Regions from separate parts of the Homo sapiens genome. Here region 1 is linked to region 2. Evidence: chromatin contacts called from ENCODE Hi-C or POLR2A ChIA-PET data. All regions are on one chromosome and are shown on one strand. Each heading gives the region's core, a stretch centred on a gene start or an enhancer-like site at or near the end of the contact. The rest is flanking DNA. Distances are from core to core; before and after follow the strand shown. Region 1 holds the start of TMEFF1 (transmembrane protein with EGF like and two follistatin like domains 1). Region 2 overlaps ERP44 (endoplasmic reticulum protein 44).

Region 1 (4,350 bases), core at 313-2,812, 440 kb before region 2:
CAGGCACGACATCTTCCCTGGGACCCAATTCTCTCTTTCCACACTTTAATAACCCAGGGTTACACCTTGCTACACAAGGGCATTCCCTGAGACCTAATTTCCTCTTTCTACATCCAAACCCTACACAGGATGATGACTCCCAAGCCTCCTCCCCTTTGAAAAGACATAAATGGGGTTCGCTATAGGGCACCCATCCCTCCTCTTCAATGCATACCCCAGGGTGACTAACTGAGCCCCAGGCTTCACACACAACACACAAAAACACAGGGTCACTTCCTGGGCCCTGGGACTTTCCCCGCTCATATCCACAGACCCGAGGTCACTCTAAGCCCCCAGATCCCATCTCAGAACCCAAAGAACACACACGCGCGCGCGCGCGCACACACACAGTCACTCTGCATCGCCAAACCGCGTCCTCAAGACAACCCGTTCCCTTTATCCACACGACCCCCACCCCCGAGACCCCCAGTGCCTTAAGGAAGAATCTCCCCAGCACATCAGCACATGGTCACTCCCCTGCCCTCACCCCGCCCAGCCCCCTCGCCGTCTCCCACCCACCGCACTCTGCACACACACACACAGATCCCTGCCTGGGGCCGCCCTCCCTCCCCTCAGCCTTCACAACACAAACACACGCTCCCGCGAGCACACCCACGACCACACCGGGAGCCCCGGCCGGCCGCTCAGCCTCGCCGGCCCCGGCCCCGGCCCCACCGCCTCCCCACACGCCGGGCCGCCCTCGCCCAGCCACTCGACACACTCGGACGCACCCACGGCCACTCCCATCCCCAGCGCCGGTCCCAAAGCCACACCGCACGCTCGCGCCCTGCCCTCCGCCCTCGCTCACCCTCGGGCCCACCCCTGGGACCCCCACGACGGGGTCTTTCCCAGCCCGGCCGACCGCAGGGACCACGAGGGAGGCGGCAACGGAGGGGTGGGAAGACCTAGGGCCGGCTCCGACCGGTCCTACCTGAGCAGTTGATGCTCTTGCCTTTGCCGCCGGGACAGTCCCCGCCGCTGCCGCCGCCACCACCCGGGGGCTGGTTGGACGCGCGGCTCCCGGGCAGAGAGAAGGCGAAGAGCAGAAGCACCGACGTGTAGCAGCAGAAGGCGAGCGGAGGCGCGGCAGGCAGCCGGAGCGGCGCCTCAGCGGCTGCGGCGCCCATGACTGGTGCCCCTGGACGGCGGGAAGCGCAGGGAGCCGCAGGCCGGGGGCATCCAGCCGCGCGCCCAGAGCCCCGCCGCTGCCTCGGTGCCTCCTAGCAGCCGCGCCGCTGAGCCGGGGAGCAGCCCGTCAGCATCCCCGCCCCACCCGCAGCGTCCGCCAGGCCCGGGCCCGCGGCGCTCGGGACGGAGTCGGCGGGTCCGGGCGCGTGCGAGGGTCGCGGGCGCGCAAGGGTGCGCGCGAGGGTGCGAGCCGGCGTGGGGGACACCGCGGCGAGGGGAGCGGGCGGGCGCGCGCGCGGCGGGCGGGGGTCGCGGGCCGGAGGCAGGCCCAGCCTCTTGCTCGCCTCCTCGCCTTCCCTTTGTGTCCGTGGCCGTTGCCACCGCGTCACAAAGACCCCGGCCCGCCCGGTGAGGGGCGCGTGACGGAGCCGCCGGCGGGAGGGGTGGCTGCGACCCCGCCCCGCGCACACCCCCAGCTCCCGCGCCGACAGCTCCGCCCCCGGCCGCGGCCGGCGCCGCCTCCAGGGGAGCTATTGTTCCTGCGACAGGGCAGGGGCGCGGGGGCCGGGGTTGGGGCCACCCCTCGGCGGTAGGCTGCACCGTAGCAGACTTGTTTGCCGCCCTTTGTGAGCTGTTTTTGAAGCGTTTCCTTCGCCCAGCAGCAGGGCTGGGAATGAGGGCAGGTGGTCTGTCATATATCTATAATAGTTTTTAGGTGGAAGAAACTGAGTCACGGAAGAGGTAAAGGTGACTTGTCCAAGGTTGCATACCAAGAAATGGGCAGGACCAGGATGGGAGCCCAAGTTCTGACTCTAGCCATGCAGTTCTCAGAGATGTTGGGTGAATGGTTAGATTTCTAGGTTCCTCATCCCCACCTCATTCCCGTAGACTCACATACAAGTGAGTGAAAATAGTTTTACAAAAGTCTGTGTTGCCCTCTCCCCCTAACAAAAGCTGAGATTCAGAGAGGATTTTCTAATATACAAGGCCTGGTGAAAGCTCTTTATGTGCATTCTCTTCAATTATTTTTTTACAGGCCTCGGAGGGAGTTTTCGTTCTTATCTCCATTCTACAGATGAGGAAGTAGGGACCCAGAGAGGCAAGGTGATCTGACTCCCAGTCCAGTGCTCTTCCTACCACATCCTGCTAGGTGATAACTAGACATAGGTACTAAGATCATGGACTGAATTGTGTGAAAGTCCTCTGCCTTTTTCATTCTATTATATTGCATCCCACCCCAGAAGGAATTTTAAGTCTCATTGAAAAACTGATCAATTTGATTCATAAAATTAAGAAATGTGTGAAAAGCCACCGCAAGCAAAGCCACATTAGGAAAAATGTCTTCAGTGCAAATATGAGACAATATACTTAATATAAAGTTATATGTCAAGAAGAAAAAGTTAACATAATAGAAAAATAGGAAGCTTGACTCTTATTCACAAAAAGTACAGACAATAAATACATGAAAACAGATTTGAACCCACTAGTAATAAAAGATTAAAACCACAAAACTCTGGCCAGGGGCAGTGGCTCACACCTGTAATCCCAGCACTTTTAGAGGCCGAGGTGGGCGGATCACCTGAGGGCAGGAGTTCGAAACCAACCTGGCTAACATGGTGAAACCCCGTTTCTACTAAAAATAGAAAAAATTAGCCAGGCATGGTGGCGCGCACCTGTAACGCCTATAATCCCAGCTACTTAGGAGGCTGAGGCAGGAGAATCGCTTGAACCCGGGAGGTAGAGGTTGCAGTGAGCAGAGATTGCACTATTTCACTCCAGCTTGGGCAACAAGAGCGAAACTCCATCACACACACACACGCACACACAATTATTTTCCCTTTGGATGATTAACAAGAGTTAAAAGAATTGGCAGACTGAGCACTACTAATTTATACATTTTAGGAGGGCAATTTGACTATGTATCAAAAAACCTTTAAAATATGTTTACTCTTTAGCAATTCCATTTATTGGAATTTATCTAAAGGATAACTGGATAAGCACACAAAAATGTATACATTAGGATGTTCATCACAGCCTTTATAACTTAAATGTCCATCAGTGGGGACTAAAGTACGGTACCTCTTAGTACAATGGAGTATTATGCAGCTTTAACAATGATGATAATTAGGTTAGCGTTTACTGACATGGAAAAAGCAGGATACTGATGAGTAATAGGAAAACCCTATTTTTCTAGAATATATATAATGTGTACACATCCCTAGGAGAAAAAAGTGAAGAACACTATACAGCAATATATTAACAGTGGTTATGTCTGAAAGACCAGCTTATGAGTAATAATTACCTATAATTACCTGTTCTTTATATTTTTCTCTGTGATCTGAATTTTTATCTTTTTTTTTTTCTAACAGGGTCTCACTTCGTCACCCAGGCATGATCACAAGACTCTGTCTCAAAGAAAAAAAAAACTATTTTAAATAGTACTTTCATTATACTTTTTATACAAATAAATTCACATTTTTTAACATTTTATTAAGACTCGCCTCACACGTCTAAACTGTTAGTGGCATGCCAAATGTTAGAACTAAAATTGAACTTCTGGCTTTTCTGAATATTGTGGGATCTCAGGTTCCTAACTGCTAAGCCACAGCTAAGGCTTTTTCTCAGACCTTCAGCAGCTTCTCTGCTAAGGTTGACCTCTTCCATGCTTCATTCCTGACCTGTGTCTTGGCTCTCCAAGCCCCAGTATTCTGCCTTGAATTTTCATTTCACTGCTCACCATAGCCCAGGCAGAAATACTAAGAGAAGTCAACCATTAAATAAAAAGCAAAAAATCGGAGGGAGTGGGTGGCTCACATTTGTAATCTCAGCACTTTCTGAGGCCGAGGCAGGAGGATTGCTTGAAGCCAGGACTTCGAGACCAGACTGAACAACATAGTGAGACCTTGTCTCTACAAAAAAAAAAAAAAAAAAATTTAATTAGCCAGTGTGGTGGTGTGCACCTGTAGTCTTAGATATTCAGGAGGCTGAGGTGAGAGGATCACTTGCACCCAGGAGTTCAAGGTTACAAGTGAGCTATGATCATGCCACTGTACCACCTGGGCACTGGGCAACAGAGCAAGTAAAAAAAAAAATCCTGGGGCCATAAGTCACAAATTAATTTACATCTGCATCTTTCCCCAAATCAGCTAAAACAAATTCAATACAGATTTCTTGAAAAGAACT
Region 2 (4,586 bases), core at 1,694-4,193:
AAACCTCAAAAACAACTGATGAGACAGGTGTACCATAGTTCTCTCTCCAGTCCTCATTTTTACTAAAGATAAATCATGGTAAGACTGCTTTGCTTTATTATACTTGGCCTAGTTATTTGTATAAAGTGCAGCAAGAATAATTATTTTTCACACAGGCTTTCTTAATTGGCTTTAATGGGATTTTCTTTCATAGAAGGAATCTCAGGTTAGACTTTTTTAAAAAGTTGAGCCCAGCCATGGGTTTGTATCCTCAAATACCTGTGAGTTTAGTAAATTCCTTTCCTCTTGAGGTCCCAAGATAACTTGGGGCTCCTTGGCCTATCAGAAAGTGACATTCTTTACTTACCACAGGTCAGAAACCATGTACAGGGACTGTGTAGACAAGGTGTAAGGCCAGTTTTCTCAAGGGGCTTTTATTGGCTCTACAAGTCAACGTTGATTCCTTAAAGGAAAGCACACCATTCTAGTCAAAGCCTTGGTAAAATAACAAATTTTTCCAATTGTGTCATGATGCAAAAGAAAACATTCTTATTGCACTTATGCAAATAATTGTATTGCCATAAGTTAAGAATACTTACAAATAGTTTCCAAATTCTGGAGAAATCAGGTAGAAACAAATATGCTCCAAATTTTGTTCACAGGAGTATACTTTACTTAATTATTAAAAGCTGTTAATAGCTCAAAAGAAGAGTTTCCTTGATTCTTAAAAACTAAACAAAGGATCAGCAACATTTTAAGCAAAAAGTCAAAAAAGATTATTTTTGTCCTCTATTAGTTAGGTCCATGTGGTTAATACCTGTCTTGCTTAATAGTCACGAACATTTCAGCTCTCCATGAGTCCTGAATGCTTTTTCCTCTAAAGTCAGAATCTCCAAAGATCAGAAACCTGCATTCAAGAATACCTGTTAGAGTTCTAGAGTTGATTATAAAACCACCTTCTGAAGAGGATCAATACAAGACAACATTGTCTGTGGATGCCAAAAAGTCTTAGGACAGCCACTATTAAAGCCACAATTGACAAGTTAATTTTGCTTACTTCTGTGCCATACAACAATTTTACATATCAATTATAATTATTAATAACATAGACTAAGTCATTTCAGAGTAATAGGAGTTTCTTATAATTTTAGAACACATACCAGTAACATATTTATACAAATACGGCCCAAAGAAAGCCAAATACCATCTCATATTTGGCAATGCTTCTTGTATGATTTTCATACCAAATAAGCCAAATATGTCATTTTTTGACTTTAGGGGACCTAATATCTAAAAGATTAATTAGGTCAGAAAAGACATAATTTATAACTTGATTTAAGCACTTATTAGTTTTAAGCCAATAGATGCTTTTTTTACACTACACACAACATATATAAATACACAGAAGATCTAGTAGTTGTAAGATTTTTTACTTCCCAGTTTTTTAATTGGATTACTGGCTTCAGGGTGGAGCCCTGGAGGAACAGGGCCAGGGAAGTGTGCAGTTTCTACAGCCTAATAAGCGGGCATAGCTGGAATGCAAAATAGATCCCCCAAATTAAGGGTCCCATTTTTATACCAGATCCTGGATCCCAAAAAAAAGAGGGAGCCAGCCCATCTCCCATGGGAGTCTTATCTCTCAGTGGGGTGTGAGGACATTTTCATACCTTCTAGGGGGCCAAGAGCATGCTTCTCTAATCCAAAAGTGCAGAGTCAAGTATTAAACTATAACTGCCATTAAGCATGCCCAAAAATACATTTCTTAAGTAGTTCTCTCATAATTCAAAGTAATTTCTGATACCTTCCAAAGTCAAAAACGTCAGATAACATAATGCAAAACAGAACAGAACCTTAGATTTTGAGAGGAATCTTAGCTATTTCTAATTTCTAGGGTTTCATGAGGAAAACAGAGGTTTTTCCCAAAACAGGGTCTGTCGTGCCTCCTCTGTTTTTCCCAGGGAATCCCAGGCTGTTAGAGCTTGAATATCTGCTTTTAATTAAGCTAACTTTTAACCATAGCACTCTTAAAAAAAAACAGTTCTTTTAAATTTCTTATTATCTGACTTTAGCCAGGCCAAATGACCAGTATTTCTGGGTTTTGAACTTTACCAAAGGTAACCTCCAAGGTGCTCAGAGAAAGGAAAATTCAAGATGGTTCGTGGAGAGGGAGGGAGTCAACAAATGATAAAGGTCTTACAGATATCAAACCAGAAAGGACTTATTCCCTAAGCCAGGAATTGAACCCTCAACCTGTGCCACCATTGTGAAAAGACAAAGCCTTAGCTACTAAGCTACAGCATTGGACAGTTTCTATTGCTCTTCCCTGAAGGAGGCTAGAGCAGTCAGTTTTGAGCTTGCAAAGGCTTTTAATGGCTTAAGATAATTTTTTGAGCAAACTATGACATGGACCCCAAAACTCCTGTTCCCTGGATGGCAGAGACCAACAGAAAGTACTGACCCATTCTTACAAGGTCAAGCTCCCAAAGACATAGAACAAAATGAGAAGGAAACTTCAGCATTTTTTTTTTTCAGGTACTTGCAGCAAAGTCTGTAATTAACCAGTTTTCCAGGCTGGCTTGAACCTGGGCTTATGGGATCCTAAGCCCGTGTTCTGTCCATAAAGGTATTCTTCTTTATGACAGAGCAATGTAGAAAGACAAAGTTGCAGCACAAAGTACACCAGATTCGCTACAGTAGCCACTCTGCTTAGTATGCAATATGGAATTGGCAAGGTTCAAACTTGCCCTCAGATGGGCCCTGTCATCTTTAATCCAACCTCTGCTGTCATGTGGTCTCAGGGCACAGAGGATAGGAAAGGGAGAAAAGCATTCATTGCCTGCAGCAAGGTGGGGAAGGCAAGGTGCTCAGGGAGGCCAGAGAAAGACCTACTTATTGCAGTGACACTCAATCAAAAGTTCAGGCGGTCACTTGTCAGTTGCAAAGGGGTTTTCCAACAGTCTCACCAGCTTTCAAGTTTCCCCTTTTGGGGAGAAAAAAGGCTCTCCATGTCCAGTGATCCTGTACATGCCTAATCCTGTCACCCACAGCTGTCAGCGAAGAGTACAAGGCAGATTAATCCAAAGAGAATAGTGGTTAACTCCCCATAATGCCAAATCCATTCATAGCTGAGAGGAACTTTACTGAGTGGGGCCTCTAACTCCCTAAATTTTAGGAAGTATTCTAACCATCCTAAGCTGGGCCTTGAACCCAAGTTCCACCAGATGTCCTTGCCTTTTATTAAGAGGGGCCTTTAACCCACTCTTTTTTAGGAGACACTCTAACTCCCCTCAGTTGGGCCTCTAACCCAATCCCATCCTTTACCCGGATACCCCACTACTTACCCAGAGTTGGCCATTTGGTGCTGCAGTCTGTTTCCTTTTGGGTTGGGGGTTTCCTCAATATCGTCCCTCCATGGTTCACCAGGAGGATATTACCAGAAAGGAGTCCTGATCCAGACCCCTAGAGAAGATTCTTGGATCTCAAGAAAGAATTTGATGTGAATCCATAGAGTAAAGTGAAAGCAAGTTTATTAGGAAAGTAAGGGAATAAAAGAATGGCTACTCCATAGGCAGAGCAGCCCTGAGTTGTATTTTATTGTGTATATGTACCACATTTTCTTTTTTCTTTGTTTTTGAGACTGAGTCTCGCTCTGTTGCCAGGCTGGAGTGCAGTGGCATGATCTCGGCTTACTGCAACCTCTGCCTTCTGGGTTCAAGTGATTCTCCCGCCTCAGCCTCCTGAGTAGCTGGAACTACAGGTGCGCACCACCACGCCCGGCTAATTTTTGTATTTTTAGTAGAGACGGGGTTTCGCCATGTTGGCCAGGATGGTCTCAATCTCTTGACCTCATGATCTGCCCGCCTCGGTCTCCCAAAGTGCTGGGATTACAGGCATGAGCCACCGCACCCGGCCCCACATTTTCTTTATCCATTCATCTGTTGATGGCCACTTAGGTTGATTTCATATTTTGACTATTGTAAATAGTGCTGCAGTAAACACGGTGGTGCAGATATGTCCTTGCTATACTGATTTCCTTTTCTTTGGATAAATACACAGTAATGGAATTGCTAGATCATGTGGTAGTTCTATTTTTAGGTTTTGAGGAACCTCCATTTTGTCTTCCATAGTGGCTGTGCTACGTTACTGTCTCATCAACAACATGTGAATGTTTCCCTTTCTCCAAATCCTCTGCAGTATTAATTATTTTCACATTTTTGTTAATAGCCATTCTAACTGGGGTGAAATGATATCTCATTGTGGTTTCGATTTGTATGTAACCACATGATTAGTGAAACTGACAATTTTTTTTCACATGCTTTTTGGCCATTTGTATGTCTTTTGAGAAATGTTTGTTGAGATGCCATGTCCTTTTTAAAATAGGATTTTGTTGTCGTTGTTGTTGCTTGTATATTCTGGATGTTAATCCCTTATCAGATGATTAGTTTACAGATATTTCCACTAATTCTCAGGTTGCCTCTTCACTCTGTTGAGTGTTTCCCTTGCCCTACAGAAGCTTTTTAGTTTGATAAAATCCCATTTGTCTATTTTTGCTTTTTTTTTTGCCTGTGCATTTAAAGCAGTATCCATAAAAATCTTTGCACAGACCA

Evidence for each region. A loop is a pair of places that touch in the nucleus more often than their neighbours do. ChIA-PET counts read pairs that join two places held with the same protein, here RNA polymerase II (POLR2A). Pooled maps may share reads with other maps.
Region 1: a loop to region 2 is called in a map of endothelial cell of umbilical vein, with 2.3 times the contacts of the local background. The contact joins the promoter of TMEFF1 here to the enhancer-like site in region 2. A Hi-C loop is called at or near these places in 1 of 168 maps with a recorded cell type or tissue (endothelial cell of umbilical vein), 1 of 37 single-sample maps with no recorded cell type and 1 of 50 pooled maps. POLR2A ChIA-PET finds 5 or more read pairs at or near these places in 1 of 52 experiments (activated CD4-positive, alpha-beta T cell).

What each region holds. Positions count from the first base shown.
Region 1 is chr9:100,470,361-100,474,710 of GRCh38, reverse strand. It overlaps TMEFF1 (transmembrane protein with EGF like and two follistatin like domains 1), which reads right to left and starts at 1,562. Exons shown (of 10, transcript NM_003692.5): 1 at 971-1,562. The coding sequence starts at 1,166. All of the region lies in intron 1 of MSANTD3-TMEFF1 (MSANTD3-TMEFF1 readthrough), which reads right to left. LOC124902237 (a long non-coding RNA gene) reads left to right here and starts at 1,821. Exons shown (of 3, transcript XR_007061702.1): 1 at 1,821-1,908; 2 at 2,204-2,334; 3 at 3,537-3,661. RefSeq lists silencers at 777-936, 1,247-1,306, 1,587-1,746.
Region 2 is chr9:100,029,113-100,033,698 of GRCh38, reverse strand. The region is part of intron 4 of ERP44 (endoplasmic reticulum protein 44); the gene reads left to right. It overlaps LOC105376176 (a long non-coding RNA gene), which reads right to left. Exons shown (of 3, transcript XR_001746547.2): 3 at 1-4,586. Among named protein-coding and RNA genes, the nearest start is that of ERP44, 68 kb to the left of the region's middle. Within about 2 kb of position 2,943, at least 2 of the 41 ENCODE cell types and tissues checked have a DNase peak (open chromatin) inside an H3K27ac peak, as active enhancers do.